2 separate regions of the Homo sapiens genome follow, and region 1 is linked to region 2. A link is an interaction called in ENCODE POLR2A ChIA-PET data of the cell type or tissue named here. Cell type or tissue: IMR-90. All regions are shown on one strand.

The links. ChIA-PET counts read pairs that join two places held together with the same protein. Peaks named below come from ENCODE experiments on the same cell type or tissue, not always from the same donor. Only the 100,000 strongest peaks of a DNase experiment are listed, where the experiment ranks them.
Region 1: POLR2A ChIA-PET joins it to region 2 with 12 read pairs; 2 of 35 experiments call an interaction of 5 or more read pairs at or near these places.

The regions. Positions count from the first base shown.
Region 1 is chr13:49,264,798-49,267,297 of GRCh38, reverse strand. All of the region lies in intron 4 of CDADC1 (cytidine and dCMP deaminase domain containing 1), which reads right to left. Among named protein-coding and RNA genes, the nearest start is that of CDADC1, 18 kb to the right of the region's middle. In IMR-90, no CTCF peak of the experiment used is centred here; a DNase peak (open chromatin) is centred at 1,257.
Region 2 is chr13:49,425,851-49,428,350 of GRCh38, reverse strand. All of the region lies in intron 3 of CAB39L (calcium binding protein 39 like), which reads left to right. Among named protein-coding and RNA genes, the nearest start is that of CAB39L, 17 kb to the left of the region's middle. In IMR-90, no CTCF peak of the experiment used is centred here; no DNase peak of the experiment used is centred here.

The DNA of each region.
Region 1 (2,500 bases), 160 kb after region 2:
TTTGTACAGCTCACAGGTTAAGAATGGGTTTTACATTTTAAAATAGTTGGACAAATCAAAAGAACATTTTGTGACACATCGAACTGTCAGAAATTCAAATTTCAGTATCCATAAATAAACCTTTATTGAAACACAGACACACCCATTCACTTATATAGTCTTTGGGTGCTTTCGTGTGGCAGAGTTGAGTAGCTGTGACAGACACCACACGGCCTGCAAAGTCTAAAATATTTATTATCTGGCCTTTTCAAGAAAAAGTTACCCAGCCTCTCACAGAGCCTCTAGGAATGCATTTGTGGAGTTACTGGTGTTGTGAAGTGTGATCCCAAAGCCCAGCGCTAAAACTATATACTCGAAGAGTCCTCCATGGTGCCATGGCTGTTTTTTAAAATCTTACAGGGAACAACTAATATTGCCTAGTTTTCTATCTGGAATAAATACCTCTTCCATGCATTAAAAATGTTCCTCTCCACAGACTGAGAATTCTTCTGAGAATCCATTCTAGGAAAATATTCTAAATACAGAGAAGAAATCTCATGCATGCACATTTAGTGCAGCATTCTTTAAAATAGCAAGCAAAGACGTTAAACAAACAAAAAACCCAAACCCAAAAACCTAAATGACCAAAATAGGGGAATGGTTGAATTAATTATGGTCCTCCTCATAATAAAACAGTTATCAAATATGTCCACAAAGAATTTATAACATGAAAAAATTCTTATGTGATGTTGGGATGGTGTCTGAAGGGCAATATTAACTTTTTAAAGCTTACAAAATTAAAGACAAAACAACAAACTAAATAGATCATTTTTCAATCAGTGTGACAGAGGAAAGGTTAGTAATGTTTAATATACAGAAAATATTTCAATTCATTAGAGCACATATGAATTGACAAGAATAAGGCCTAAAGAGAGACAAAAAGATACGAACAGACAATTTGTAAAAGAGAAAACATAACAGGATAACAAATGTGAAAAAATATTTTAATTTGTATTTGAAATTGAACGATGAGATGCCTTATACATAGTTAAGTACACAAATGTTCGTCAATTAATGAACAGTTTATAACAAAGAGACCCCTTTGCTAGTACTGCATGTAATTTCAGCTAGGAGAGATTTTTTTTTTGTGATTGTACCCAGAAGCAAATAGAAAGAGAGCCCACAGAGTGTTCTACCCTTCAAAATAATTGATGAACTAAAAAGTCTCAGTTAAACAAATAAACATTCTATCCACTCCCTGGTACTCCTGACTCACTGTGGCTTATGCTGCAAAGCAATTTTGAAGGCCTCAAACCTCATATCAGAGTGTTTCCTCCGGTTGCATTTCACCTTCCCTCTGTTCGAGTTCTCATAATCCATTTCCTAACCAGCAGTGATGGTAAACCTTTCATCTAGGCATCTTAGCTGCTTCCAGTAATCCTGATTCAAGAGGGGAAAAATCCTCTTTAGACAGACATTTGTGTATTAGTGGCAAATGCTAAAGCAGAGTTTCTCAAATTTTTTGATCTCAGGATTCCTTAACACTCTTAAAAATTATTGAGGACTCCAAAAAGCTTTTATTTATGTGGAATATATCTACTGATATTTACTGTACTTGAAAATTAAAACAAAATTTAAAATATTTATTAATTCATTAAAAATAACAATAATCTGTTATACATTAATATAAATAACATTAGCTTTATGAAAAAAACTATTTTCCAAAACAAAAATTTGTAAGAATGAGATTGTTTTAAATTTTTACAAATATCTTTAATATTTGGATTAATAGTAAAAGGAAAAACAATAGTTATCAGCAATATCACTGGAAAATTAAGAAGAGTGGAAGGACAAAACTGAGCAGCAGAATTCGTATAGACATTTAAATTTAAATTCTAAAAGCCCAATTGAGATTTTCAGGGAGGGTTTGTTCTGCCCTTTGGCCTCATGAATGAGTTTCATGAAGGGTTTCATGGATGGGCTTCAGTGGCCTATAAACTCTGTAAATTCCATTCTAATTTTTGCACATTTATTGTGTTCTGGTTAATTCCAGAAGACATTTCTAACATTTTTCTTACATCATATAATCAAAGTACTTAAATAAATTGACAATTATAAAAATAGATCAGTGAAATGCACCTTATACTTTAATAAAAAATGTTTTCAGAAATAGATAAGTGAAAGCTGAGTGTTTCTTTGATAGATTCCCCTGTACTATAGGAGTGATAATTGCAGCTATTGCAATAGTAGTAATTGTTAAATGGATACTAATGAATAGCATAGCATAGTGGGTAAGAGTTTATATAGCACAGGCTCTAGAATCAGATTAAGTAGGTTCAAATACCAGTTCTGCCAGTAACTGGCTTTAGAAACTTGGGCAAGTTAAATAATGTCTCCCAGCCTCAGTTTCCCTATTTGTAAAATGGGGGAAATAATGGTAGCTACCTCATAATTCATTATGAATTCAGTGAGTTAAACTTGAAAAGACTTATTACAGTAGCTGGCACATAAAGACTTGATA
Region 2 (2,500 bases):
TCAAGTGAGCATCCCTATGGAGAGGCCCAAACAGCAAAGAACCAAAGCCTCTAGCCAGTAGCCAGTAGTCCTTCCAGCTCCAGTCAAACTTCATGATGATTGCATTCCTGCCTGAGGCTGACATTTGAGTCAGAACCATTGAGCTAACTACTCCTGGATTCCTGACTCTCAGAAACTATGTGAAATAATAGATCTTAAGCTATGTGTTTTAAGCTTACAAGTTTTGGATAATTGTTACACAGTAGACAACTAATTTGATACTGGCACTAGAGGTTGATTGATGCAGTAGACTGATTGTGTCCCCACAAAATTCCTATGTTGAAACTTAATCCCTAATGAGATGGTATTTGGACATGGGGCCTTTAGGAGGTGATCAAGTCATTAGGGTGTAGCTGTCATGAATAAGATTAGTGTCCTTGTAAGAGTCCTGAGAGAGCTTGTTTCGCCTTCCACTATGTGAGGATACAGCGAAAAGATGGCCATCTGTGAACCAGGAAGTGGGCCCTCACTGGACCCTGAATCTGCTGACACCTTCATCTTGGGCTTCCCAACCTCCTGAACTGTGAGAAATAAATTTATATTGTTTATAAGCCACCCATCTATGTTATTCTGATATAGCAGTTCAAATGAAGTAAGATAAGTGATGTCAACAATTTTTTTTTGAGCTAGGGTCTTGCTCTGTTGCCCAGGCTGGAGTGCAGTGATGCTATCACAGCTCACTGCAGACTTGACCTCCTGGGCTAAAGCAGTCTTCCCATATCAGTCTCCCAAGTAGCTGGGATTACAAGTGTGCACCACCACGCCCAGCTAATTCTTTTATTTCTTGTAGAGATATGGTCTTACTGTGTTGCCCAGGGTGGTCTCAAACTCCTAGGCTTAAGTGATCCTCCTGCTTGGCCTCCCAAAGTGCTGGGATTGCTTTGGGAACAATCCCATATGAGCCATGGTGCCCAGCAACAAATATTTTAAGTGGGCATGGCTTTGGAACTTCGTAGTGGATGAAAGGTGAATGGACATTGAAGACACTGTCAGTGTAAATCTAAAGTATCTTGGAGAAACTGTAGACTCATGTTTTTTTGGTGAGGTTGCCAGGAAGGGCTTAAAGGAAAATGGGAGAATCTTTTTAGAAACTGGAGGAAAGGGGATCCTTCTAATATAGTAGCATAAGCTTTATAATGCAACACTGTCACCTGTAGTAATGTAGAAACTAGAATGCACATAATGAACTGAGTACCGTAGCTAAGAAGATTTCCAACTAGACTTGAAGGTGCCACCTGGTTTGTGCCTAAAGAGTGACAGGAGCAAGTATGCTAAAGAAAGGATTGATAAACCTGAAGGTGCTGAGACTTGATAGTTTTGACCATGTCAGCCTCTCCAAACAGTAAATGATGCTAAATTAAGAAATGGCTTCTTCTAAGTGAAAGGGAGAAATAATAATTTTCCTCAACCTTCATAAGTTCGTAGTTGGGACAGACTCCTGCAGCAAAAAACAGATGAACAAGAGAGAAACAAACACGTATAGTAATGCTGCAGTGCAGTTCACATGAGAGAAAAGTAACTCAAGAGTGGCTTAGAGTGGTTTAGAATCCCAGCTCATAGAAAATCTTCAATAAAGAGCAATAAATTGGCTGGGCGCGGTGGCTCACTCCTGTAATCCCACCACTTTGGGAGGCCGAGGCAGGCAGATCACGAGGTCAGGGGAACGAGACCATCCTGGCTAACACGGTGAAACCCCGTCTCTACTAAAAATATAAAAATTAGCCGGGTGTGGTGGCAGGCGCCTGTAGTCCCAGCTACTCAGGATGCTGAGGCAGGAGAATGGCTTGAACCCGGGAGGCGGAGCTTGCAGTGAGCTGAGATCATGCCACTGCACTCCAGCCTGGACAACACAGCGAGACTCCGTCTCAAAAAAAAAAATATTTTAAAGAAGCATATTTTAGGGTGAAATATTCTGGTTTCCTTCTTGAACAAGGATCAGATAGATCCAAGGCATTGTCAGGAAAACTAAGGACAAAGTTGAGAGTGTGGCTGTAAAATCCTTTGTTAAAATTTAAGAAAGATCTAAGTTTCTGCCTCAGAGTACTTTTCAGTCACATAAAAGGGCCTCTAAAGAAAGACTAATGGTGTGACTGACCAATCCATTCAATCAAACAATAGCGCGTCCAAGAAACTTAAGGGGATGGTCCTTATCCTGCAGCCATTTCAGCAGAATCTCAAGGTAGAGGAGGGCTTATCTGAAAAAGATTTGTGCGTGTGGCTTTTGTTTAATGCAAAGAACCCCAGTGAGATTCCTAGGACCCCCACAAAGCTTTAAGAGGAATGTATTTTAAGGATCACTACTAGTTTGGATTAAAGGGGTCAGAGAGTACAAAATGAAAAGATGCCTTTGGACCCCCAAACTTCTACAAGTAGGAAGCATGATGAGAAAACTGCTTAGCAGAAAGCAAGTGCTACCTTTCATTAAAAAGAAAGAGTGTCTCAGAGGGCTGAACCTGGAAGA